Linked DNA regions of Homo sapiens: all the other regions are linked to region 1. A link is a loop called in an ENCODE intact Hi-C map of the cell type or tissue named here. Cell type or tissue: mammary epithelial cell. All regions are shown on one strand. Region 1 holds the start of FAM83B (family with sequence similarity 83 member B). Region 2 overlaps FAM83B (family with sequence similarity 83 member B). Region 3 overlaps LOC107986606 (a long non-coding RNA gene). Region 4 overlaps FAM83B (family with sequence similarity 83 member B). Region 5 has its middle 130 kb from the start of FAM83B. Region 6 has its middle 110 kb from the start of HCRTR2. Region 7 overlaps LOC101927189 (a long non-coding RNA gene).

Region 1 (4,000 bases):
GCAACAAAGACCTGCACTCCCAACCTTCCATCATTCTGTTTCACATTATTCTCATTCTCCAATCATTTTGAGCCTCCCACCGCCACCCCCACCCCCACTCCAATAAAAAACAAAAAACCCCAGTTTTCTCTTCTAAGTCTCTTTCATCACTCTCTCCCTTCCTGTTGCTTGTCAGCAATGATTCAGCCTCAGTCATGGATTTCCTCGGGGCTCTTGCACTTGTTAGGATGAGAAAGGGAAAGAAGGGAGGTGCCTGCCAGTAACCTAGCAAGATGTTTGTAACTGGGAATTTGGACATAAGCTGTTGAGCATTAAATTCTAGCCTCAATTGCTTGCCACCCGCACACCTTCTTCTTAAGTGTTCTGGCCGCCTGAGCTCTCATTTCCACTTCTAGGTCAGAGAGACCCTATAACTTCACCGCTCCGAGCATAGACAACATGCTAACCTGTGTTTCCATAACCTCCCAGCCTCCTCCTATAAAGAAAGCGCTGTTGTCTCTTTACATACCTATGACTCCTGCAATGAACACAGGCATTCTCTGCCTGTCCATTAACCTTACACAGGTAAGTCTCCCCACATATCACACAGAATAGGCCAAAAGTCTCCAAGTCCCGTTCCAGGAGCAATCTGCTCTAGGCCTACTCTCCTCTTCTAGATCACTCACCAGGATCTAGAGCAGTGGTTCTCAAACTTTGGTAGGTACAGGCTCTCCTGGAGAGCTGCTAGGGCACACAGACCCAGACTCAGGCCGACCCAAGTATGAAAAACACAGGTCGCTACCAGTCTGCACTCAGAAACGGGATCCTGTACAATTAAGAGGTTGTGTGAAAAAACTGTCTTTTCAAGTTCTGCTCCCCACTCAGGATCTAAAGAACACCCACGCCCCTCAGCGACCTAAGCTCTCCCACCTTTTCCCGGAACCCCCCACCCCCATGCCCTCTGCTTCCACCCTGGACTTCCTCCCACGAGACTTTTCCCAGCGGTCTCTCCTCCCGCTTCCCCTCCCGGGGTCCTCGGCGCACTCCTACACTGGAAAAGAGGAAACAAATGCAGCCTCCACGAGGGGCGGCGCCAGTCCTCTGGGGACCCAAACCGACTCCGCCCGAGACAACTTTTCAAACTTCTCAACTCACTCGAACCCCCACGACAATGAAAGAAACGTAGAAAAGACTGAAGCAACTGAGCTTTACACCCTGTGGAATTTCCAATCCCGCCTGCGCTCCCAAGGGAGAGTCCCCTATCCCTCCCGTCCGCCGCGCCGGCCAGGGGCGGGTGAAGCCCCGGGCCCCCCCAGTACCCCAAGCACCTCAACCCTGCACCCGCTGGGGTCCCGTCCGCCGAGGTCCGGGGCAAGGGAGCCCAAACCCCACTTACTTGCCCCAAGCCGCGCGCAACCGCGCCCGCCGCACAGCGCCGGCCGCCGAAGGTTTGCCTCCCAGGAAGCAGCAAGCGCCTGGGCGCGGGCAGGGAGGGGAGGGGAGTTACCTGCCCAGCGTCAGGTCCGCGGAGGGAGGCTGATTCCGGCTCGAACCGCGCCTCCCCGAGACAAGGTGCAGCGCTGGAGGGGGCGGGAGTGGAGACGGGTTACAACAAGTCCCAAGTGGTGGCACGCCAAACCCCGAACAGCCAGAAAGCGCTCGGAACCTGTCTGAACTCAAACACCCTGCTCTCTCCCAGCGGAGTATGAAAAAGCCTTTCTTTCCTGCCCGCCCTCGGGGCTACGGGGCAATTACAAGTCCCGACACCCTGCTCCTGGTCTGGGGCGAGGAGCGATCCCGGAGGACAGCGACGCTCACCTGGGAAGAAGGCGGATCTAGGCCGAGCGGGGCCGTGGTCCCGTCCTCGCTTTTCCCTGGGCTCAAGAATGCCTGGAGGAGAGGCCTGGGGGCCGCGGGTGAGAGCAAGGGTTGTAGCACCTTCGAGAGTGTGGGGCGGATTCAGCCCACAGTAGGTAATTCCAGTGGGCATCCCGCAGTGCAGACTCCTTCTCAGTGCCTAAGAGTCTTTAGGCTTGGAGAGGACGTGGGGAGTGGAAAAGTAGAAGAAAAAGTGCTTGTGCCTTTACTTTTTTATGTAAAAGAATTTCAAATATCATCAAAGATTTTGGTACTGACTCTCAACTGTCCTAGTTACAGATTTGGGATGAAAGGATATTGTTTAAAATAGGGAGATGTGCGTGAAAGCAGGTCCCTCTAGGTGGGATACTGCGGAGCAATGTTACGGAAGTGGAGACACTATAATTTAAACATAAAATACAGTAATTAATAAAATTTATTTTTTAATTTCCTTGCCTACACCTCAGTAAATCTGTCATGAGTATTTATAATAATTTGTGTAATCACGTAGACTTCAAGATAAAGTCATTTGCAGCAAATGTCTAAAATGCAGCCTAGTACTGTAAGAATGGAATTTAGGGTAGTAATAGGCATATTTTAAGCGTCTGGCATAATATATAAATTATCATAAAATTGAATTGACCCTTAAAAATGACTTTCGTGGCGATTTTGCTCCAAATAAAACAGTTGAGGAAAATGCTAAGCCATTAAGGTTTGGATGAATCCCTGACTGACGTGCTGATTTAAACTGAAGAATGAAATTCGCATTAGTCTAGATACTGAAACATCAGAGCAAAGGCCAAAGACAGGAAAGTAAAAGCAAATTCCAGGATTAGTACAAAGCTAATCTTCCAGATCTTGGTGTCTGGTTTGTAGTTTCATTTCTTCAAAAGAATGTAGAGAATTGTCTTGTTTTATGTATTTATTTTTTCCTTCTGTTCCTAATTTTCACATCTCACTTTTTAATATTTTTTCAGTTCTCTTCCTCATTTTTGGCATGCAATCCATTGACTAAATTAATATTCTCTATGTGGTACTTAATATACTGGCGTGTTTCTACAGCCTTTGAGAATAATTCTGAATGTCTCTTAAAGGTGCAATACTTATGAACGTTTTGAGATGCACTTATCCTATTGTTAAAAATATCAAGAATATTTGGAGTTAAATGAGGCCCATAGGAAGTCTAATTTTATTAAGATATGCACTCATGCTAAGTCAAGTGAAATCACAAAGAAAGAAGGATATATCTACTCGAGTGTTCATTATTAAAAGCAAACAAAAGATCAGAAAATAGACGTGGAGAGGGAGAATCTATTAAAGGTATTATGCTATGTAAGACCTTTCCATCCTTAATGGGATGGAAAAATAGATAAAATTGATCTCACCCCTTAAGGAGCCTAGAAGGTGGGTGAGGAATGTGGACAGAATTTCACAGAACTATTAGAATTTGAGTTGGGTCCCGACTGATGAGCAAACTTGTCAGGAGAATGAAATTGACATGTGATTAGATGCTGAAAGAGCAGAGTAAAGGCTAAAAGCAAGTTCCAGAACCACGCAAATCAATTACCTGATTTGGCCATGGGCATCACATGGTTGTGAGTGGTGGAAGATACATTTAGACATAAAGTTTGGAGTAATTTTCTCACAGAATGAGATCAAAATTATTTATAATCTAAGATTGTTGTGAGAATTATAAATTAGATATGGTATGTGGAAAACATCCCAGCTCTTGATCTGTGGTAAGCCCGTAAGTGCATTACTATTAATTATACTGGGAATCAGATTGGGAAGAACTCTGATTGCAAGCTGAAAAATATGGACTTGTGTCTCTTGCTGGTGATATGTTGACTAATCTAACAGTTGGTGACTTTGGTATAAATTCTAGGGAGTCAGGAAGAGTAGTTATGCCTAGCTGTCATGTGAATAGTATGACAAGGGAAGGAATAGTGAAAATGAAAAGGAGGAAACCGATTTGAGAGCCAATGAAATAGAAAATCAATATGATTTGCATCAGATAGAATGGATGTAGAATTGAAAGTGAAAGAAATAACTAGGTTTTCTTTTCTTTCTTTCCTTTTTTTGAAACAGGATCTTGCTCTGCCCCCTAGGCTGGAGTGTAGTGTCTCAACTCACTGCAACATCCAACTTTTCAGCTCAAGCAACT
Region 2 (4,000 bases), 75 kb before region 1:
TATCTGTGATAACATTCTTCAAACTACCTGTGAAACATACTCCAATCAGATTTTCTCTAGAAAGAACAATTTCAATCATTCCAGTAGCTTCCCACAACCTTTTTCTTATTTATAAATGGTATGAGGAGCCAGATGAAGGGAGAAACCAGTGATAACAGTCTCATTCATGTTTGAGAATACTTTTCATAATGTCAAATATATAAAAAGTCTTAAAATCATACCCAAAATTATTAATTTAATGCATTAGCTATGCATTAATGAGGGGTGTAATGATATATAGGCATTAAGATTTTTAAAGTCCATATTTCACATTTATTTTATAAAATAACTTATAAAAACATATGTCTGGTGCAGTCTGGCACTAATTTTTTTAATCAGAATTTTTTGAATACAGAAACAGTATTGTACAACATGGTATTCTTTAATTAGCATATTTAAAAATTTATTTTTAATTTGCCAGATAGTCTGCATGTAACACATTACTTTAGACTTTGGAAGTGAACAAAAACACATTACTAGGATACATAAAGGATTTTGTTTGCAAAAAGTAATTGAAGTCACTCAGCCAATGGATGTTTCTGTCACACTAAATGCAGAACAAATGACAGTCTTTCTTGCATGACAAAATAATACGCTGGATCAGCATCCAGAAGACTAGATTATACATCTCTGACAAGCTTATCTGATGTCAACCAAGCCAGGTTGCTTTTCAGGGCTTCTGTTTCTTTGTACTCTCACTTGATGTGTGGAAAAATTACATGAAATCTACAGTAACTTCTAGCTATGCTGCAAAAGGCAAAATATAATGTAACTTTTTTTTTTAAATGATGGGTTACATTCCTGGGAAAGAATAATAATTAGAAATGAGGTATGCCAAATCTGATCTGAAATTATTACATGCTTGGTTAGTTATCAAAATTACACTGTGTTGCACACATGGCCACATGGCTATATATAATTGAAGAAAAATTATATGCCTGATTAGTATAAGGCTTTTCAAAAGGTACATCAATCTATTATATTAATCAAGAAACCAGTTCTATTAATTGGTGTTCATTAAACTACCATGACATTATATATTTCTTAAATTATGTACTTGCTTCTTCATTAATTCTTGTCATGAATTCACAATTCTTGCATTATAATTCGAAAAGGTAAATAAATAAATGCATTCATCGGAAACATGAGACTTAGAAAACTTTCAGAACGCTACCCCAGGTCATTTTTAAGATTTGAGTAAAACTTCACATCTTTTAGTATTAACGGTCTCCGAGAACCTGACCCAAGGACATTTTTCTTCACTTATCTTTCTTACAGTACTAAATTTTCCCAAAGTGACCCAGACCCCGGAGGACACCTACAGTATATATTACATATATAGTCAATGGATATTTTGATAAGTTCATATGCATTGCAAAATGTAAGGCCATTCAGGAAAGTACATAATCAAGTGTTAAGTAATACACGGGAATGGTAATTCAGAGAAAGAAAAAACAATAATCTATATGTACATGGTTGTAAAGGGGGGAATACAGTAGAATGAAAGAGACAACAGGTCTTCATGGATAAGCAGTAAATAATGAGCAAAATTATTTTTAGCCATCCAAGGTGAAAGGCTAGTACTGCAAAGATACAGAGGCAAAAGTAAAAAAGAAGATGAGGGTAATATTCTAACAAATGTTTATTGAATTAACATAAAGTTAAATACAAAGATCATTATGCTCACAAGCAAGGAATAAATTTAGTTAGACAGGATTTATACAGATTATGAAAGATCTTGAAAATATGATTCATTATTACATTTGGTCTGGAGACCAATATAAGTGCTAGAAAAGAGAATATCTAGTCAAAACAGTGTGTTGGGAAAATGTGTCTGATAGTAATACGCATACTGAAAATATCTAAGTTCTACTGAGTCATACAATTGCATAAGATTGTGAAGCCTTCTGTATGATTTTTATTGTAATTTAATAAATGCACCAAATAACCAAAAAGTGTGGTAGAAACCAGTGATAAGAAAAGTGAAAATAAATGACAGATTTCATAGAAAATATTCATTAGTGTTGACATTGAAAACTTGCATTTCCTTACAAATATGCTTCACTATTTTCAATATTTTATGTTAAAACCTACATTGTTTTTCCCTTTGAAGTCTATTATAATACAGAGCTATTAGCAATATGCTTTTGTATGACCTAGATACTTAATGAAATATAGGTGTACCTTGGGTTAATGTTCTTTAGTCACACAACTGTCACTATCACCCTCACAACTGAATATTATTCAGACTTCTTTTGTAATTGCCTAAATAGAGATAGGAGGATTTATTTTTTTCAGCAGAAGAAAAACTCATAGGGAGTTCTAATTTTGAAAAAACAGATTAATGGAGCTCTACAATAACATTATAACAAAATTCAACACAACTGAAAAACTTTTAAGAATTAAATAACAGATAAAGGGAAATGATCACTTAAGGGACATATATTTCCAAGTCTGTAAACCCTGTCAAAAACAATCTGCTAAATGATTTCAGAAAAAAAAAATGAGGCTGATATAAAGAAGTACCTTTGGCCCAAATCCTTCTATAGCCTAAGTAAGAGTATCCATTTTGCATGAAATTTATATATAATATACTGTGTGCACTATAGTATTGCTTAGTAACTTACAGCTTTACATTATGGATGTATTAATAATTTCTCAGATATTTAAGAATCTATCTTAACTGCTATATCTATATATCTACTGGTTTGGTCTGCCATAAATTAAGTGATTCTGGGAAAGTTACTGAAATGACTTTGAGTCTCACACACCTCTAAATATAATAAACAAATGAACCAGAGAATATCTTGCATGTACCCGGTTCCAAAAGTCTATGTTTTCAATAACCATTCATTCACTCCATATTATGATGGATAAAATAATATAAATAGACATAGACTTCAAGCACTATCATAAAAGAGTATTACAGGGTTTCATTTATATATATTAAAACATGAGAACTGAGTCACACTAGACATCTTGGCAACTTATTATTCAAAGTTGATTTATATATTACTAGGGGGATACAAACAAGACCTGAAACTTATAATCCTAATTATCTAGACTTTGTAAATAATGAGATCTCACTAGTTTTTAGCAATTGGATTAAAAGGTACATTGTACATAGCCTTTTACAAGTACATACATTGTACTTGCTTGGTGAAAGTGGGGGGAAAAATCTAGATTATTTTAATAAAAGTCAATTGGAAATGTAAAAGGCATGTTTGGGTTCTGTTACAGCAAAATTAATTTATAAAATGAATACTAGTGTATGGCAACTCAGAAGGGAATCTGCATACATTATTTTCCACATTATTTGCATCATATCATAGAACTGAAAATACTTAATACCACAAAAATAAATCACATTTTTACCTTTGTCCAATTTAAGGAAATCTTTATATCAGCTCTGTGCAAGTAGGCATCTTTGATTTTTAAAGGAACTTTTGCTCTAATAAGGAAATCTACAAGGAATTGGGAGGAATAAAGAATGAGGAGTAGGCCTAAAAGAAACTGCAAAGAAAAGCCATAGTTTTTTTTACTGATTTCAACAATTCAATAATCTTTCATGTTCTAACTTCCTCAGTACTTCCTGAAAAGTTACTTTTTTTGAAACTTGGTCTGGTAAGTGTCCCACGCATGGGCCCTCAAAGCCAAGATGTTGGAGGGTCAGGACAGAGTAATTAGTGGTGGAAAAATGAGCTCAAGACCCCTCAGCCTCTCCTATGTTAGAATAATCTAGCTCTGTGATCACACAAACAATGCACCTTACAAAGCAAAAGAGGAAGCTCTGCGGGGAGTTACACCATTTGAGGGGATGCTGGAAGACAGAGAGGAGGCAATGCCAAAGCATATTTAGTTCAACCAGAAAACAATTAAAATGCCCCCAACTTTCTGCAAAATCTAACTCTCAGTATGTCAGAAGGATGTTGATATGGTTTGACTGTGTCTCCATCCAAAT
Region 3 (4,000 bases), 130 kb after region 1:
TAAATGAAGAGCTGAGAATAAAGGTTTAACATATAGGAAGTCATCAATAAATGCCAGCTATCATTATTTTATCATATTGAATGGTATAAATCAGATACAATTTTTAGCACAGTTCAATGCAAATAGGAAAAAAAAAGAAAGCATTTGGCTCCATGTCTTGGAGTCTAAAACTACTGTAAATTTGTCCAAAGTTTTTTGGAAAAGCTGGGTCTTTTGGAAAAGCTGGGTCTTTTGGAAAAGCCACAGAGGGAATTTCAAGGACAGATGGTCTCTGTTCAAGCTCTTACCAGATTGTTTAAGACTAATTAGCTATTGAGTGTCAGCCAAAACAAATATGGATTTCCCTGTGATATTTAAAAACACACTCTCCTATAAATTGAATATTTGAGGTTATCCTCCTGACAAGCATGGAATGGAAAAAAGAGGCAGGAAAAATGAAGAACAGAGAAAAAGAGAGAGAGAGAATCTAGTTACCTTCAAAATGGATTGTATTTTATTAACCTATTGTTGTTTATCTCTGTGCACCTTTCTTCTTCATTCAACCTGTGTAGAAGGAACAAGCTAGTCTTCATGTGAAGGAACAAACCAATGTGTGTCTTCAGCTACCACCGTCTGTGTTTGTTTGCTGTAACTTAACCCTTACAATTAAAGTGCTTATGAATCACTATGACTGCAATTAAGCGTTGAGTATATAGTAGTGGATATGAATTTAAGAGCCAACCCCCTCCGCTGCTCTGTTCTCTTTGCTATATTTTGCCTGGATGTGTAAGACCTGGGAAAGTCTGATCGTTTTCCCATGGCCCGGCCTCTTAGAGACTACATTATATTAAAACAGGTTGCTTATCTTAGTTAATGTTTAGAGAGTTTTAGAGAACTAGATTTCAATATTATCTATGAAAGCTAAGTTAACTGACAGCTTTTGATTGCCCAGTGGTAAGGCTTATTAAACAATTATCCCATTGTGTTCTCAATAAGCCCGTTAAACTGCCCAGGCTTCTTCTAGTCAGTTGGGAATCTTGCTCAAAAGCTTCTTCTGTTTGGACCATTCGAGTGTAAAAAGAGAAAGTAATGATTGTTTTGTAATCAGTTTGGTTCAGTTAATTAAAGATTGGATGTGAAATTAAGGTAGGGGGAGAAAGCAGAGTTGTAAGAAAGAAATGGCTAAGAATGTGCTAACTCAAAAAGTAGAAGAAGATGGCTCAATTTTATTAATTTAAAAACAGTTCTAGCTGTGTTCCTAACATGTTTTCATGGAGTAAGGCTAGTTTTCATGGAGTAAGGCTAGGAAGCATAGCAGAAAGACACAAAGAGATGCAAACGTCTAAACAAAGGGAAATATGGACACTGTGAATTATATAATGTAAATCATTTAAAAATTTACATGAGAAAATATTATTTGTGAAAATAATAAAATTAGAAGAAAATGATTAGTATCCCATGGTGCCCTAAATAAAGAGATACTTTTTGACTAATACTTTGAATTTATTAAGGGTACCTGCGCGACCCAAGACTAACCAGCTATAAATTACTACTAGTGCCACCTGGTGTTGGAATGCCTGTACTGCAGCTATGTATGGGATGTGTACAGGTAGACTGCACATTCCTGAGAAGAGTCTGCAATGAACCTCTGAGCTAATTCACAGGGATGACTATGATGAGCTTATAAGTATAGGTCAGAAACAACAATCGTTATGAAGAAATGACTAACTTGAAATGGTATCTACTTGGATCCGTACAACAATTTCTTTACCTCTTTCCTGGTCATTATGTTGAAATTACAAATAAATCTGTGTTAAGACAATAGCTATAATTAAATAGAATAAACTGTAAAAATTAGATTGAGAGTTAACATGTTTGTTGTGGGAAGTCAGGGACCCCGAACGGAGAGACCGGCTGAAGCCACGGCAGAAGAACATAAATTGTGAAGATGTCATGGACATTTGTTTATTTCTCAGACCGGCCAACACTTAGGGAAAATAGAAAAGAACCTACGTTGAAATATTGGGGGCTGGTTCCCCCGATACATATTAGTCACATGTTTATTCTTTATCTAGTCTCAGAATTATAAACACAACCTGAAATTACCTTAACACTAATATTGCTTCGTGCTATATTCTAGCAAAAAGAAAAAACAAAAACAAAAAAACAAAACAAAAAAACACATAGGGAATATGACTGTGTAGCATAAGGCAATTTAATCCAAAATTGTAAAAATATGAAAGGAGATAGTCAAGAGACTTAAAATATTTCAGCTGCTGAAATGATTATGATCTTGAGTAAGCATCTCTTATTAACAATTTAGGAATAGTATATTACCTACTACAAAATATAAGCACTGAAGAATTAAACAACCAGGAACTACAGAATGTATATGTACAACAAAAAAATAAATTTCATCTTTCTCTTTATTGTATTACTTTTTAAATCAACTACTAGCTACGTTTATTAGGCATGCAGAATTGGAAAATTTCCAAATTCTTACTGGTGAGAAGAGTTGAACTATTATATGCAATGCTCTGCACAGATAGAGACCATATGTTGCTGTTTCACTACATTACTCATATGCTTTGTATTCACTCTCCTTATTCTTCTCCTCAGTCATATGGACAACTTGCTTCTAGGACTAAAAATATCAGCTGTTTTTGTTGTTTGTTGTTGTTGTTGTTCTTGTTGTTGAGACGCAGTCTCTCTCTGTCGCTCAGGCTGGAGTGTAGCGACATGATCTCGGCTCACTGCAACCTCTGCCTCCCAGGTTCAAGCAATTCTCCTGCCTCAGCCTCCTGAGTAGCTGGGACTACTGGCGTACGCCACCACACCTGGCTAATTTTTGTAATTTTAGTAGAGATGGGGTTTCACCATATTGGCCAGGCTGGTCTCAAAGTCCTGACCTCACGTGATCCACCCACCTCAGCCTCCCAAAGTGCTGAGATTACAGGTGTGAGCCACTGCACCCGGCCTACACCAGCTGTTTTATATTCCTTGGAGGCTAAAGAAGAGGGAATAGGGAAAGTGATGGCTATTCAGATGGAGGGATGGATAAACACCTTCTCCCAGGCTTTGTAAAGAGTTAAGGGCCGGGCGTGGTGGCTCACACCTGTAATCCCAGCACTTTGGGAGGCCAAGGCAGGTGGATCACCTGAGGTCAGGAATTCGAGACCAGTCTGTTCAACATGGCAAAACCCCGTATCTACTAAAAATTACAAAAATTAGCTGGGCACTGTGGCAGGCGCCTGTAATTCCAACTACTCGGGAGACTGAGACAGGAGAATCGCTTGAACCCAGGAGGTGGAGGTTGCTGTGAGCTGGGATTGCACCATTGCACTCCGGCCTGGAGACAGAGCAAGATTCCGTCTAAAAAAAAAAATAGTGAAAGAGAGAACTTTGAAACCAGTCCACTTAGCTTGAGGGCAACTGCAGAGAGTGAACTCAGGGATAGTGACAGGTACAGCAGAAAATGTGTGTGAAGATTGAGAAGTGTGGGCAGGATGAGAATAGAACAAGTGTAGCAAGCAAGAAAAGCTGAAACTGGAAGGGAGGGAAGCACCAAGCAGTGTGAAGTGATGTGGCCATGAAAACAGAACTAAGAAAAGGGCTCAAAGAAGGGAAATTATAAAGATTTGCAGAGAGAACAGCAAAATCTTTATAGAAATACTAGTTGTTTGACACTGATTAAAAAGGAAGGAGGAAGAATCTAATGCATCTTTTTTTTTTTTTTTTTTGAAATGGAGTCTGGCTCTGTTGCCTAGACTGGAGTGCAGTGGTGCAATCTTGGCTTACTGCAACCTCTGCCTCCTGAGTTCAAGTGATTCTCCCTGCCTCAGCCTCCCGAGTAGCTGGGACTCAGGTGCCCACCACCATGCCTGGCTAATTTTTTTTTATTTTTAGTACAGACGGGGCTTTGCTATTTTGGCCAGGCTGGTTTTGAACTCCTGATCTCAGGTTATCCACCCGCCTCAGCCTCCCAAAGTGTTGAGATTACAGGCCTGAGCCACTGCGCCAG
Region 4 (4,000 bases), 89 kb before region 1:
TGTGTTAATGCATGTATTTTAAGAGTCGGTAAATTTTCAGACTGTTATCTCTGTGGTTTACTCAATAAGTGTAATTTAGGATGCCAAGAGCTGTAAACAGGATTTGTGGCCAGCTGCCTCAATCATTAAAGGGCAGAATTCACTGTACTCACTGTACATAGTATTAGTAAATGCAGGCTTCAGAAACCATGCCAGTCAAAATGCCAATCAGGATCTTTTAATATAAAATACAATTTTTAGGAAATTAATGTCTGTATGACTTTATAGTACTTTATGGAAGCTCCAATTCCTTTCCTAGAGTTTAGAGGTAACAGCTACCTTTAAAATTCATATCAAATTTTAAATCTGATTTTTGAAAATCTAGTGATTTAATATACAGTCAACTGAACTGAAAAATAAATGAATTGCTATTATGCTATGCATAAAGTAATGTATATGACACAATGGGGGTTAATACAAAAGAAAAAAGAGACACTCTCCACATTGAAGCATCTTATTATTTCTATAAAGGAGACAATAAAAATGCAGGAAAATAATTAAAAGAATGTGCAGATTAAACATTTAAAATAAACAAAATATTACATATCACAAACAGGAGCATGTAACTTAAGAATCTTGTTATTTGGATATGCTTAATTTTATCTAGTATGCCTATAGGAAGCATGATACAGAAGGAATATTTATTATGCCACTGGGCTGACTTAAAAGAAATGGTATAAAAGTAAGTAACTAAAGAAATTTTCAATCTGACTAAAGGTATGAATTCAAAATATTAGAAACATCAAGTAATGGAATGAACAGTGAACTATCAAGTATGAGGAAATCCATGAAGAAAGTGAAGTTCTGCAATATTTTGATAAAGACTAGATTCCCAGTTCAGACACAAAAGATGTGGGAAGACAATTTGTGTGGAGGGAGAAATATGGAAAAGGGAAGAATGCAATAAGGGTCATGTTCTAGTTGAACACAGAAAACATACTATATATAGCTGGAGCAAAGAAGCCATATAAAAGACTGATGAACTAGTGGGGAAAATCTTGAAAACAAAACAGAAAGTTCGATTATGTAGAATTTGTTTCCAAATTTGGATAAATTATAATAGAAAGAGATGTTTGAGGAACTATTTTTTTCTAGTAGCTATTTGTAGTACTATTGTAGTACAGACTTAAAAGTAAGAGCCCAACCAAAGTAGAAATAGGAATAATGAGTGAAAATGTTGAGCCAGTAGTAAAAAGAAAGAACCAAAAGACTTCATGTCAAAAGAACATCCATACGTTATTAAATAAAAACAACTTCCAAGTGTTGAGGTTAGAAAACTAAGAAGATACGGTGTTGGTGAATGTGTGGCAATTGGAAAAGTTTCCCTGCTATAGTAAATCAGAAAATAATATTGTAATAAAGTTTCAGGCAACAGGAAGACATTCATTGAATATATTCAGTAAGTAAATCTGAAAACCTACAGACATGCTTCAGGGCTTGGAAATGATCTCTGTATTCCTCTATTATCGTAGGTGATTTCTATGCCATTAACTATGAAGTCCGAAGTCCGTATTGCCAGTGCTGACCTCTTCCTCATCTCTGGAATCTGTGTCCAATCTCTACCCAAAATTTTAGTGGGCCTTGCAAGCCTCACATGTATGACTCATAAGTTGTCATCTAGCACTCCTCCTTCCCCGACCTATTCCTTCCCTAGTATTGCTTAAGTGAGTGACTCAGCCATCTTTCAGGTGATCAAGACAGGAAACAAGCAGTCATCTTTGAATGCCCTCTTTTTCAGAACCAAAAGGTCCTGTTGACTCTGCTTGCAAAACTTCTCACAAATCAGTCCTATCCCACTATCACCCTAGTCTTAGCATTTTCGGCTAATTTGACTCTTAGTGTTCTCATTTGCTCATTTTTCAATCAACAGAACAGCAGAAGTGATCTTTGCATAAAACAAATTGGGTCATGTCACACTTCCACACAGAACTTTCTGTTTTGTTTAAAAGAAAATTCAGGCTCCTTACCTGGCCTAAGATAATTCCTACCCTGCCTGCTTTCCAGTTTTACTATGGATAGCTCTTCCCTTGCTTAATGTGGTCCTACCACACTGGCCTTTCTGCTATCCCCCAGATATCTGCCCCAGGATCTTTTATCTATTGTTCCCTCTTCAATATATCTCTTCCCCTGCTGACATGCTCTTAGAAGACATTTATGATCACTCTATTCAAAGTATCCATCTGATCATGCTTTATCATATTCCCCTGATTTCATTTATACAATACCCCATTACCACTATCAGATGGTTTCTTGTATGTTCTCCCTTTGTCTGTCTCCAGTGCCCACTAAAATAAAATTTAGCTCAGCAATCTTGTGTACCTTATTTAGGACTGCACTTCCAGGGGCTAAGAACGGTGCTTGGCATATTGTAAACACTTAAAAACATTAGTTGTAAATAAACAAATGATAATATAAATGAACTATTAGTTTCAAAATCAAGACTAAAAGGCAAAGATGTTTATGTTGGTGGAAAACTTAAAAGGTTTACATTAAATCTGGATTATCATGCAGGTTTATTTCTTTTTCTTTCCTACACAATACTAAAAAGATAGCAAAGGGAAAAGGGAAGTAGCAAGTGAAAGTATTTAATAAATGTTTAGAACAGAGAAATCTGATGGAGAAGTGGTGGCTGACTTATAGGAAGTTTGCATGAGGTGAGCAGCAATGAGAATAAGCCAGATGGGCCCAGCAGAATCTTTATGAATTCAACATCGGATCAAAAGGTACTACAAATGGTGGGTTAGAAAGGTCATGAAAATAGAGAAACAGGAAGATTGATTGAAAGTCTCATATAGAGCAGTTGGGCCTCCAGGTTCCCTACTCTTTCCTTTCCCATGAAGCACTCCTTCCTATCCCTTTCAGGAATCTAAGGTTTACTTCAGCAGAAACCAATCCAGAGAAAGTCTGAACTCAGAAACTTTAAACAAACCATGACTGGGATAAAGGTGAGCTAAAAATGAGACTTATCAGACCCTCAGCTCTCTTTCCCATTCTGCTTCTAGAATATCTTCAGTTAGGATCATATTCTGACTGCATTCCAAATTCCATCTCCTTTGACAATCTTTTGGAGAAAGACATTATTCTCTGGAAACATTGAAAAACCCCAGATAAGTGATATTTATATTGATAGTCGGGGATTCTCCTGTAAAGTTGCCAGGTCCCCAGTCTATCATTCAGCTGTAAACTCAAACGTTGATAAGCATTTCCCGCTCAGTTTCTAATCAGCTTTACAGTCCCTCATTCTTAAATATAAACACATAACAAAGATTAACAGATGAATAAACAAAGTTTCAAAGACAGCTTATAAAGCTTAAGAGCTTAGATGCAATCATAGATCAAAACAAGCTGGAAAATGGCACCTAGAAGAAACAGACACAAACTACAAATAAAAATACTTCCGAAAACACAAACACAAGGTCAGTAAAGTGGCAGATTAGAAAGTTACAAGCCCTACGTACCCCATAGAGACACTAGTTAACAACAATATGTGAAACAGAAGACCTCTGTGAAATGCTAGCGACCAATTGAAAAGATAGAGCACCCAGAACATTATATTCCAGCCATACAGGTTGAAAAACCTGTGATGTTTGGCCAGCTCATTCCTATTCCTCCCCCATATGGTACAGCATGAAACAAACAGAGAGAAACTTTTCCCCCAGCCCCCAGACTGGGGGTCCTCCCTCAGGATGGAAACAAAAGAGTAGACTGTGGATCATAATTCTGGCTTGTCTTCAGTGCAGCCCAAGAGACTGGCTTCTATCTTACCTGAGTGCTGGTAGGATTGGAACCAGAGTTTAGAAATCATTGAAAATAGAGGTAAGCAGCATGTTAAACCTGCAGTTCCATGGGCAGACACCAAAGGAACGAGAGGTCAGAAAAGATTTGAAAGGTCCTAGAATCTGTGGCTGGGCTGAATGGTAAAGGTCTTTCCCTGAACAAAGACAGTATACAAAGACTGGGA
Region 5 (4,000 bases), 140 kb before region 1:
CATTAAAAACAGTGTGTTGCTCCACACCACCTTGTGTTGTTTGTTGGCATGCTCTTGGGGTTCGAACCGATACAAGAGCCTTGCATTTACTATGTGCAGGCACTGTTTTAAGTGCTTTTATATACATTAATAAATTTTTTCCTTATAATAAATGAGTGTGTCAATACTATTAATAACTCCATTTCACAAATAAAGTGTTGTGGTCACCCTGAAGAGGCAGAATGGGCTCTCCCCACTCAAAAGTTGGTTGAGTTGTTGAGAATGATGACACTACACATGCACAGAGGGTATGAACATATTTGTTACCCACATAATGAGGTTTTCTGAGGAGAGGGGAGGCTCCCAAGCAGTCCCGAAATGGATTGAGAGTAGGGAAGGAGACGGGCTTGGCTTTTAGGGTTTTTGTATGGTTTAAACTTTTTACCAGAGCCACAGGAGGGAACACTCAGGCTCTCTTATCACATTCTCTAGAAAGGAAGCAGAGGGTCCATAAGGAGTGGCAGGGCATGAAAGCTGATAGCAATCAACAGAAATGGAGTCAGATTCTTTGTTTAAAAAACAAAAACAAAGGCTCAGTGTGGATAGTTTACCCTAATCACAGAGCTTTTAAATTGCAGATCTCAATTACAGTTCAGTCAGTTGGTTCCAGTATCCATGCTCTTAACCTAGATACAACATTTCTAATTATAAAAGCATCACTTGCTTGCTGTAGAAAATATGGAATTTATAAATAAGCTGTGAAGAATAAACAAAAATCACTCTTAATTATACAACTCAGGGGAAGGCCATTGGTTGTATTTAGTTTAGTTCTACATTGTCCTTTAACTGTTACACTGTTTTAATATTATGTAAGGTGTTTTGGATTTTTCTAAATTAAATATTATATATAAAACATTTTTTCAATAAATTAAATATTCCTCAAAGTGGTAGATAGAACTCTAAGATGCCCCTGAGAATCCAACTCTTGGTGTTACACCCTGCATTATCCTCTCCCCTGTGATTTGATTCTAATGAATAGAACCTGGCAGAGGTGATGGGGTATTAGTACCATAATTACCCTACTTTATATAACAGGTGCAAATATTTTACAGCTATAACTAAGGTCCCTTGAGTTCATCAAAAGGGATATTATCCTGGATAGGTATAATGTAATCAAGATAGTTCTTGAAAAAAAAAAAAATGCTTGGCCATCCCCAAAGAGAAACATTCTTCTGCAGGTCTTGAAAAAGTAAGCTGCCATGTGGAGAGAGGGACTAGGAGAGGCCATAAGGCCAGGAACTGCAAGTGGCCTCTAGGAGCAGAAAGCAAATCCTGGCTGACAGTCTTATAATCACATAAAATCATAGAAAAGAGGGACTTCACTCCTATAATCACACATACACACAAATGGAATTCTGCTGGCAACCACATGAGCTTGGAAGAGAACCCTGAGAATGGAATGCAGCCCAGCCAACACCTGGATTGCAGCCTCGCGATACCCTGAGAAGAGGACTCAGTAAGCCACCCTTGGACTCCTAACCCATGGAAATCATGAGATAATTAATAAATGGTTTAAGCTGCTATCTGTAGTAACTTTTTATGCAGCAACAGAAATCACGTAAATATGTGTTTTCAAATCATGGTGCAAATAACAATTAGATGACTCAGACTTAAATTATTTAAGTATTTTTAACATAAACACCAACCTAAATCCATGATTCTTTCCTTGGTATAAATTTAAGGAAATAGATATAGAGAAGAGAGTGCACATATGTTATTTTTTGCATTTTCAAATTCATGGCACTTTGTTTTAGTAATAGCAACTCAATTGTCTGATGCTTGCAGTCTTGATGAGACGTCAGCCTTGGTACGCAGCCTTTGCCTGACCTGAGGAGAGTCATGGACCTAACAAGACCCATCAGACTCTCTTCCTGGAATTTGAATCTCCAAAAAAAAAAAAAAAAAAAAAGGGCACTGAAAATCCATAAATCTGATTCATGCTTATTATGACATCTGAGGAAACTTTCTGTAATTCCCTTCCAACTGGATCCCCACATGCCTGTTTCATACCACTTCTTACGCTTCATTGTTCAATTTTTCTTTAATTCCATGAGTGTTGACTCATATCCTTCTAATAAATCTCTCTCCCTCTCCATGCATACACACACACACAAACACACACACACACGAGTCAATCCTCATTATTCAGTACTTATGAATTTGCATGCTAAATGTATCTGTAACTCCAAAATTAATATTCACTATGGTTTTGTGGTTATACGCTCACATGTACAGGGCATTGAAATCTTTGTGTCACCCACACATACATTCTCTGATGGGGTGGAACGAGGCAAGACTCCACCTTCTTGTTTCAGCTCTCACACTGTAAATGTGCTCCTTTCACAGTCTACGTAATGCCATTTTCACATTTTTGTGCTTTTCGGGGGGGTGACTTTGATGTATAAAATGGTCTTTATATGTGTTAGGCTGAAGTGCTGTCTAATATTTCTAAGCACAAGAAGGCTGTGATGTTCCTTAAGAAGAAATGTGTGCTAGATAATCTTTGTTCAGGCATGTGTTACAGTGCTGTTGGCCATGAGTTCAACGTTATGAGTCAACAATACCGTATGTCTAGAAAAAGAAAGAGAAAACTCACTGATGTGTACATGAGATTGCTTTGGAAAGTGCTAAAGCAATGTGTCCGGAATTGGTGGGTTCTTGGTCTCACTGACTTCAAGAATGAAGCCGGGGACCCTCGCGGTGAGTGTTACAGCTCTTAAGGTGGCGCGTCTAGAGTCTGTCCCTTCTGATGTTTAGATGTGTTTGGAGTTTCTTCCTTCTGGCTGGTTCGTGGTCTCGCTGGCTCAGGAGTGAAGCTGCAGACCTTCGTGGTGAGTGTTACAGCTCTTCAAGGCAGCGCATCTGGAGTTGTTCGTTCCTCCCAGTGGGCTCATGGTCTCGCTGGGCTCAGGAGTGAAGCTGCAGATCTTCAAGGTGAGTGTTACAGCTCATAAAGTCAGCGTGGACCCAAAGACTGAGCAGTAGCAAGATTTATTGCAAAGAGCGAAACAACAAAGCTTCCACATTGTGGAAAGGAACCCCAGCGGGTTGCCAATGTTGGCTCGGCAGCCTGCTTTTATTCTCTTATCTGGACCCACCCACATCCTGCTGATTGGTAGAGCCCAGTGGCCTGTTTTGACAGGGTGCTGATGATTGGTGCATTTACAGTCCCTGAGCTAGATACAAAGGTTCTCCACGTCCCCATCAGATTAGTTAGATACAGAGTATGGACACAAAGGTTCTCCAAGGCCCCACCAGAGCAGCTAGATACAGAGTGTCGATTGGTGCACTCACAAACCTTGAGCTAAACAGGGTGCTGATTGGTGTGTTTACAAACCTTGAGCTAGATACAGAGTGCCGATTGGTGTATTTACAATCCCTGAGCTAGACATAAAGGTTCTCCAAGGCCCCACCAGAGCAGCTAGATACAGAGTGTCGATTGGTGCACTCACAAACCTTGAGCTAAACACAGGGTGCTGATTGGTGTATTTACAATCCCTGAGCTAGACATAAAGACTCTCCACGTCCCCACCAGACTCAGGAGCCCAGCTGGCTTCACCTGGTGGATCCCGCACCAGGGCTGCAGGTGGAGCTGCCTGCCAGTCCCGCAAGGTGCGCTCGCATTCCTCAGCCCTTGGGTGGTCGATGGGACTGGGTGCCGTGGAGCAGGGGGTGGTGCTCGTCGGGGAGGCTCGGGCCGCACAGGAGCCCATGGAGTGGGTCGGAGGCTCAGGCATGGCGGGCTGCAGGTCCCAAGCCCTGCCCCGCGGGAAGGCAGCTAAGGCTCGGTGAGAAATGGAGCGCAGCACCGGTGGGCTGGCACTGCTGGGGGACCCAGTACACCCTCCGCAGCCACTGGCCAGGGTGCCATGTCCCTCATTGCCCGGGGCCAGCAGGGCTGGCTGTCTGCTCCGAGTGCGGGGCCCGCCAAGCCCACGCCCACCCGGAATTCCAGCTGGCC
Region 6 (4,000 bases), 220 kb before region 1:
GCCTCAGAAATTCAAAGAAGTAGAATTAAAAGTCACAATTTTCTTTTTAGTTTGAGATATTAGAATACGACTTTAAATTGAATCTAGAGGTCTAGTTTAAGTACTTTTGGAGACCTCATCATGTCCACTGAATTATAATAAATACTGCCCTCATGGCTAAAACTCTGTCCCAAGTCATGAAGAAAAATAGGAAAAAAGTATCTTTCACCAATTATTACTCACAGGGAATTGGTCTTTACCCAAATCATTTTACTTCCTTAGAATTTTTCTTTTCTCACCCTATCTCTTGCCAAAATGTTATACTTCAAGACAAAGATTGTGCCCCAACCCCCGCAAATAACTTAATATTCTTTGTATTTCCTAATAAAAATAATAAAACTTGAAAAACAAAGAATGTGCCAAATTAAACAATATAAGACAATTTAGGTGTGCAAATCTCACGTGGTTAGGATATTTTTCCAAGCACAATTTTACTATATTCATTATGCTTTATTCTGATTTATAATAATTCATCTTACCTCTATTACTGAGACACTGGCATAGGTTTTAAGGAGCAAAGTAGATCCTTATACATATAACAACTTGTCTTTTTTTACAGGAGTGTAAAAATTAAAGTGTAGTTCAGAGACCTGTTTTTCAGGAAATCCACAGGTCAAAAATATTTTAATAATCAAAAAAGGTGTTATCTGTGTTTTTTGCTCTCAAACTTTCTTTATTATACAGTGTAGTTTTCCACAAGCTACATGGTGTGTGTTTTCTTAAAAGAAGAAATGGTGAAGCAGATTAGAAAAAATCAACTGTTATGTATTAAGCCAGGTGTCAAGGAGATTTACATAAATGTAAAATGATGCCACTCTTCCCACTCAAGTTTTTATTTGGGAAATATAGTTACTGCTCAAAAAGTTATGTTATTTATGTAAACATAATGGATTTATTATTGTCTTTCCTGAGTGAACAAACATATAACTATTTTTAAAGTATCTTAATTTATTAATAATTTTCATTATGGTAAATACCAATGTATTTAACCCACATAATCATAGAGTCTTTGGGGTCTTCAATAATTTTAAAGAATAAGAAGTTCCGGGAAGTCTCCAAATCAAGAAATTTGAGAACTGCTGCCGTAGAGGCATTTCAGGTAAGGCTTCCCTGGCTTGTGCATTCTACTTTACCCTCCTAGGTTTAGGTTGCATTTTCAATCTTCTTGTGATGCTTTAAGAAGCATGATTATTCTATAAAGTCGGTAAGTCTTACTCACTGGCTCTGGGTTAAACCACTTTTGTTACCAATTTGACTAGTTTAGATATATTTTTGGTTAGGCACCTAGGCTTTAAGTCTCAGAAGGTTAAGTAAATCTGTTGACATCTCTAAGACACAATATATTATCCATAAAGCAACTAGAGTAGTACTGTTAAAAAATGAAACAGGTCATATCTTTCTTTTGTCCAGAACCCTGCTTTAGAATCAAATGCAAAATGTCTACAATGACCACAAGAGCCCTACATGCACTGGTTCTAATGACCTCTCTGAAAACTTCTCTTACCACTCACAACCTTTACCACTCCTTCTCCATCTACAATGCCTTCTCCTCTGTTGTGTCTTGAACATGCCAGGCTTGCTGTCACCTCAGGGCCTTTGTTCCTGCTCTTCTTTGTCTAGAATGGTCTTTCACAAGGTAGCCACATGGCTGGCTCCTCACTTCCTCAAATGTTTATTCAAAAGTCACTTTCTTAAAGAGATCTTCCCTACATACCCCATCACAAATTTTAACCTCCAAGACATTTTATACTCCTTTCTCTTTTTTATTTTGTTCTTGTTAGCAGTTATCTCTATCTAATATCAAATGCATTTTTATTTATTTTATTGTTAAAGTTCCATGATATAAAAAAATTTTTGTTTTGTCCACAATAATTTTTAAATATATATCATCTTTTACTGTTTATTATTACCGTGGTTATTTCTTGATATTAACTAGATCCAAAACAAAGCTGTTAAAGAACAAGGCTGTTCGTAACCAGCAGATGGCAGTACAGATGGAGGGTTGAGAGGCAGCTGGAGAAAAGACAAATAGGAATAGAACAGAAGTTCTGAAAAAAGTCCAAGAGTCTGGGTCCTGCACTTAGTCTAAGAAGAGACTGTGGTGTGCTCATTGGAACGTGGAGAAGGGAAGGAATGCCAAGAAGACTCCAGGAGTCCAGTCCAGAGAAGGCACTGGGTTGCCCTTCAGGCCCTTTAAAAAGCAATGTCTTGATTTCTTTTTTAGATAGTTTATTTTTAGTGTATAGGAATGCTATTCCAAAAATAAAATAAAATAAAATAAAATAAAATAAAATATTTAGGAATAAATTTAACCATAGAGATAAAATATATGTACACAGAAAACTATAAAACATTGATGAAAATATTGAAGTCACAAGTAAGCAGAAAGATATCCCGTGTTCATGGATTGGAAGACATTTCAATATTGTTAAAATGTTCATTCTACCCAAAGTGACCAACAGATTCAATGCAGTCTCTACCAAAATTTCAATGACATTTTTCACAGTAATAGAAAAGACAATCTTAAAATTCACTACATACAGAACCACAAAAGACTCTGACTAGCCAAAGCAACCCTGAATGAAAAGAGCAAAGCTGGAGGCATCATAGTACCTAATTTCAAACTCTACTACAAAGCAATAGTAATCAAAACAGTGTGGCACTGCCATAAAAAGAGACATGTAGGTCAATGAAACAAAATAGAGAGGTCAGAAATAAACCCAGGTATGTACAGTCCATTAATTTTAAACAAGGGCAGCAAGAAGATGCTATGGAGAAAGGATAGTCTTTTCAATAAATGGCATAGGAAAAAATGGATATCCACAGCAAAAGAATAAAATTGAACCCTTATCTTTTAAAAAATCAACTGGAAATGTGTTAAAGACTTCAACATTAGATCTGAAACTGTATCTTCTGAAAGAAAAATAGCATAAGAGAAAAGCTTCTTGACATTGGTCTGGGCAATGATTTTTCAGATATGACACCAAAAGCACAGGTAAGAAAAGCAAAAATAAACAAATAGGACTACATCAAAAAAAAAAGAAAGAAAGAAAGAAAGAAAAAGCTTCTCCAGGGCAAATGAAACACTAAACAAAATGAAATGGCTTGTGTTGGGAAACAAATATTTGTGAACCATATATCTGATAAGGGGTTAACATAAGAATATGTAAAGAACTCACACAGCTCAATAGCATATAATAGGAATAACTATAACAATAACCTCATTAAAAATGAGCAGAGGACCTGAATAGACATTTTTCCAAAGAAGACATAGAAATGAGCAACAGGTATTATATAAAAATGTGCTCAACATCACTATCATTAGAGAAACGCAAATAAAAACCACAACAAGATATCATCTCACACCTGTCAGGATGGCTTTTATCGAAAAGACAAGAAATAACAAGTGTTGGTGAGGGCATCAAGGAAAAGAAACCCTTGTACACTGTTGGTGGGGAATTCAATTTGTGCAACTATTATGGAAAAAAGTATGGAAATCCTAAAGAAATTAAACATGAAACTACCATATGACCCAGTAATTCCTCTTCTAGGTATATACTCAAAGGAGTAAAGGCACCGCCTAGTAAAGATATTTGCTTTTCCATATTAGTTACAGCAATTATTCACAATAGTCAAGATCTGAAAACAACTGAAGTATCTGTTGACAGATTAATGAATTAAAAATTTATGTATATACAATTGAATATTATTCAGCCTTAAAAAAGAGGACCTTGCCACTTGTAACAACATGGATGAACCTAGAGGATATTATGCTAAGTAAAATAAGCCAAAGACAGAAAAAAAATAATTCATGTTCTTGCTAATATGTGGAATCTTAAAAAATAATTGAAGACATAGAAACAGAGAATAGAATGGTGGTTAACGGGGGTGGGTTGGAGCAAGGGAGAAATGGGAAAATACAGGTCAAAGAATACAAACTTGCAGTTATGTAGGATGAATA
Region 7 (4,000 bases), 870 kb after region 1:
ACCTCAGACCATCAGGCATTAGGACATTAGATTCTCATAAGGACCATGCAAACTAGATCCCTCGCATGCGCATTTCACAATAGGGTTTGGGCTTCTGTGAGAGTCTAATGCCACAGCTGATTTGACAGAAGGCGGAGCTCAGGTGGTAACGCTTGCTCACCTGCCGCTCACCTCCTGCTGTGCAGCCTGGTTCCTAATAGGCCACAGACCAGTACCAGTCCAAGGCCCAGGGGCTGGGGACCCCTGCTCTAGATGATGCCTGCTGGAGTCTCTACCTATCCCATAATCCTTATTCCCTGAAATCTGGGTTTCATGTTTATACTCTTGTCATCCAGACTCTGCCTCCACCACAGCTGACTGGACAAGCAGGGATCACCTGACCAGGGGATGGCCTGACCCGGGGGAATCATCTGGCCAGTGAAGATCACCTAACTAACAAGGATCACCTGTTCTCTGAAATCCAAAAGTTACAAGCATATGAAAAAATGCCTAACAACCCTAATCATCAGATAAATGCAAATTAAAACCACAATGACATATTACCTTACACCAGTCAGAATAGCCAGTACTAAAAAGTAAATGGATGTTGATGAGGATAGGGATAAAAAAGAATGTTTATACACTGTTGGCAGGAATGTAAATTAGTACAACCTCTATGGAAAACAGTATGGAGCTTTCTCAAAGCGCTAAAAATAGAACTACCATTCAACCCAGCAATCCCACTACTGGGATTTACTGATATCTACCCAAAATAAAGAAATCATATAAAAAAGACACCTGCACTCATAGTTTAATCACAGCACTATTCACAATAGCAAAGTTATGGAATCAACCTAAGTATCCATCAATGGATGAATGGATAAAGAAAACATGGTATATATACAGCATGGAATACTAGGCAGCCATAAAAAAGAATGAAATCATGTCTTTTGCAAAAACATGGAGAAACTGGAGGCTATTATCTTAAGTAAAACAACTCAGAAACAGAAAGTCAAATACAGCGTGTTCTCACTTATAAGTGGAAGCTAAATAATGTGTACACAGGAACATAGAGTGTGGAGTAATAGACGTTAAAGACTCAAAAGGGTGGGTTGGTGGGAGGGGGTAAGGAATGAGAAATTACTTAGTGGATATAATGCATGTTATTCAGGTGATATTTATACTAAAAGCCCAAACTTCACCACTATGCAATACATCCATGTAATAAAACTGCATTTGTACTTCTTAAAATGTATGCAAATAAAAAACCAAAAAAAATAAATCAAGAAAAAAACTTTATACAGAGATAGTTCTGTAAAATCAGGGAAAACTGCAATTGTATTCCTCTGATAAAGTCAGAACGTTTTCCTCTTTGTTTGGAGATTTTTATGGTTTTAAAAAATTCAATTCCAAATAAATACATAAATAAATTAATAAAACAAAAGGAAAATTAGCAGTCAAAGAAAAATTCAATTCTACATATTTATTTGATATGGGCACCATTGGCATTCATACCCATTCTTTTGTTTGTTTGCCTTGGTTGTTAATGCTTTTTAAAGTTAACATTTTTGATTTTTAAACAAAAAAATATATAACAGAAAAAAATTTAGACTTGGTCTGCTATTTTATTCCATTTATGATTCTGATATATTACACCAAATCTGGTTTAAAACTGAAAAATATAAATATCCCCAAGCAAAAAAAGTCTTAACTTTTTCTAGTTTCAGTGCTTTAAATGGTTTGATATGTAACTGTGATCCATATTTGAATACGTACATGTAGTAAAAAAAGTTTTGTTTTATATTTTTTGTTGTTACCTTTATCTTTATAAAGATGAAAAAAAATTAAATTATATAACAATTGTAAAATAAACCAGTGTTCTCAAAGGGCAGATGCACACACCTCAGGGATATGCAACCCCCAAAAAAGATTCACTGTAGTGCAGGAAAGAAATATTAAAACTTCAGTCTATCATAGCCTTTTATATTTCAATTTTTCTATAGGTGTGTCTTATAATTGCCACAATATATTAGTGCAATATTAGGTATATAATTTATTTTTAATTGGACATATACATATTGGGTTTGCAAGCCTAAAAATGATCACAGTGCCCTTTTGAAAAGTTTAGGAACCACTGATAGTCAAGACAGAGAGCCACTTTTTCTTGCCAGCCTTTTTCAATCCTAGAACACAGCACCATCTGGTGGTATCCTGAGATAATGCATGCATGATATTTGAGTAGTTTTTATAAGAAAAATATTGTTGTCATTCAGATAACAAGACAAATCAATAATAACCATTCTAAATTAGTAATACACCATTTTAACTAAATCATGGGCAACTGTGAAAATAGTATTTCTATTGTTTCCTACTACTGCTTCTAGGTTCTTAGGCCAACTTCTCTCTCCTCCTGACTTGCCTTCCTATACAATTTATCTAGGAAAATCTTATTCTGCCTTTAAAACTTATCTCATAGTCCACCTCTTTGCCTCCTTTCCTGAGCACACCAGCTCATTAGCTGCACCCTTCTCCATACTTCATAGGTACCCCCCTTAAACCACTTGTCCCATTGACTTACAATGATGTGACATGTCATTCTTTCTATTAAATTCTAAAGAAGCACTGTCTAGTAAGAAGATAATTGACCCACAAATGCAAGTCACACACATAACTTTCAATTTTCTAGTAGCCACACTTAAAGAAACAGATAAGATTTATCTTAATATATTGTATATAATCTTAATTTTATATTGTATATTATCTTAATATATTGTATATAGTATACATACATACATATGTAAGACTTATCTTAATATATTGTATATAATCTAATATATCTAAAACATCATTTTAATATATAATGTATAAAACATTAATAATGAAATAGTTTACTTTTTTGTATGAGGACTTCACAATTCAAAGTGGGTTCTATATCTATAGCACATCTTAACTGGGACTTGCCGTATTTCCAGTGCACAATGGCTATGTGTGTCTAGTGGTCGCTGAATTGGACAGTGCAGTTCTAAAGGCAAGGCTAGTATCTTCTTGCACTTAGTGAATGTTCAATAAATGCTTAAAAAATAACTTTAAGTTCACAATTCCACTAGTTGTTCCTGGGAAAATCTATCCTCTCTCTATCATGCATTAGGTCTCTACAAATAAATACCATAAAGAAGCTACAAGCAGCCAGGCATGGTGGCTCACACCTGTAATCCCAGATACTCAGGAGGCTGAGGCATGAGAATCGTTTGAACCTGGAGGCAGAGGTTGCAGTGAACCAAGATGGCCCCACTGCTCTCCAGCCTGGGTGACAGAGCAAGACTCTGTATCAAAAAAAAATAAAAGAAAAGAAGAAGAATCTACAATCAAGTCAAGTCTCTCCTTAAGAGGAAAATAAGAATCTATGGTAAATCATATAAATTACCTAGTTTTGTTTCAACAATTCCTTTTAGAGGTAAGTTTTATGCTCATGTATTTCAATGTATTTAAATAATAGTCTTAAAATCAGCAATTGTCAGACTCTTAATTATGCAACTGGACATCTCCTTGTAATACTTGACACCTTTTGAATCACTTTTTAAACATCCTGCCCTACCAGCACAGTGAGCAAAGACTATTCTGTTTTGCTCATTGTTCACATTTTGCGCCTATCTCCATGGCTGGCATTTAGTAAGTAATGCATAGTAAGGATTCTAAGAATATATTTGTTCATTTGAACAATTTGAGGGCTCAGATCAATATATGCTCAATTTTATGTATTTTTTCCACTCATTCCAAAAACATGGAGTTCAGAACTACATGCTGAGTATTTGAGGCAGAGAGGGTTATGAAATGTGGCTCCTGGGTTCCAACAGCCCCAGTCTAATACACAAGATTCAAAGTTTAATACTAGCTCAAGACTCTCCTTCGCCGAGAAGCTCTTCCCAGACCACCCCTACATCCTGTGTCCATGAAGAAAACTGGGCCTTACATATGCTGCCAGCATTTCTGTCTACCACACCCAGGGAAGCAGGTAGGCCAG

What was found. Hi-C counts contacts between places; a loop is a spot of excess contacts. Peaks named below come from ENCODE experiments on the same cell type or tissue, not always from the same donor. Only the 100,000 strongest peaks of a DNase experiment are listed, where the experiment ranks them.
Region 2: a loop joins it to region 1, with 4 times the contacts of the local background. A loop is called at or near these places in 3 of 110 quality-filtered maps.
Region 3: a loop joins it to region 1, with 10 times the contacts of the local background. A loop is called at or near these places in 7 of 110 quality-filtered maps.
Region 4: it touches region 1 in a loop (8-fold over the local background); 3 of 110 quality-filtered maps call a loop at or near these places.
Region 5: it touches region 1 in a loop (4-fold over the local background); 2 of 110 quality-filtered maps call a loop at or near these places.
Region 6: a loop joins it to region 1, with 14 times the contacts of the local background. A loop is called at or near these places in 3 of 110 quality-filtered maps.
Region 7: a loop joins it to region 1, with 7 times the contacts of the local background. A loop is called at or near these places in 2 of 110 quality-filtered maps.

What each region holds. Positions count from the first base shown.
Region 1 is chr6:54,844,202-54,848,201 of GRCh38, reverse strand. It overlaps FAM83B (family with sequence similarity 83 member B), which reads right to left and starts at 1,431. Exons shown (of 5, transcript NM_001010872.3): 1 at 1,376-1,431. In mammary epithelial cell, CTCF peaks have their summits at 1,580 and 1,780; DNase peaks (open chromatin) are centred at 191 and 1,591; H3K4me3 peaks cover 2,449 bases; H3K27ac peaks cover 2,705 bases.
Region 2 is chr6:54,918,713-54,922,712 of GRCh38, reverse strand. The region is part of intron 2 of FAM83B (family with sequence similarity 83 member B); the gene reads right to left. Among named protein-coding and RNA genes, the nearest start is that of FAM83B, 74 kb to the right of the region's middle. In mammary epithelial cell, no CTCF peak of the experiment used is centred here; no DNase peak of the experiment used is centred here.
Region 3 is chr6:54,715,588-54,719,587 of GRCh38, reverse strand. The region is part of intron 1 of LOC107986606 (a long non-coding RNA gene); the gene reads left to right. Among named protein-coding and RNA genes, the nearest start is that of FAM83B, 130 kb to the left of the region's middle. In mammary epithelial cell, a CTCF peak has its summit at 1,543 (motif pointing left); DNase peaks (open chromatin) are centred at 677, 987 and 1,557; H3K27ac peaks cover 1,485 bases.
Region 4 is chr6:54,933,610-54,937,609 of GRCh38, reverse strand. The region is part of intron 4 of FAM83B (family with sequence similarity 83 member B); the gene reads right to left. Among named protein-coding and RNA genes, the nearest start is that of FAM83B, 89 kb to the right of the region's middle. In mammary epithelial cell, no CTCF peak of the experiment used is centred here; a DNase peak (open chromatin) is centred at 1,699; H3K27ac peaks cover 2,339 bases.
Region 5 is chr6:54,979,280-54,983,279 of GRCh38, reverse strand. No RefSeq gene overlaps it. Among named protein-coding and RNA genes, the nearest start is that of FAM83B, 130 kb to the right of the region's middle. RefSeq lists an enhancer at 3,932-4,000. In mammary epithelial cell, no CTCF peak of the experiment used is centred here; a DNase peak (open chromatin) is centred at 2,089; H3K27ac peaks cover 1,874 bases.
Region 6 is chr6:55,067,384-55,071,383 of GRCh38, reverse strand. No RefSeq gene overlaps it. Among named protein-coding and RNA genes, the nearest start is that of HCRTR2, 110 kb to the left of the region's middle. In mammary epithelial cell, a CTCF peak has its summit at 2,021 (motif pointing right); no DNase peak of the experiment used is centred here.
Region 7 is chr6:53,977,845-53,981,844 of GRCh38, reverse strand. All of the region lies in intron 1 of LOC101927189 (a long non-coding RNA gene), which reads right to left. Among named protein-coding and RNA genes, the nearest start is that of MLIP-IT1, 19 kb to the left of the region's middle. In mammary epithelial cell, a CTCF peak has its summit at 2,182 (motif pointing left); no DNase peak of the experiment used is centred here.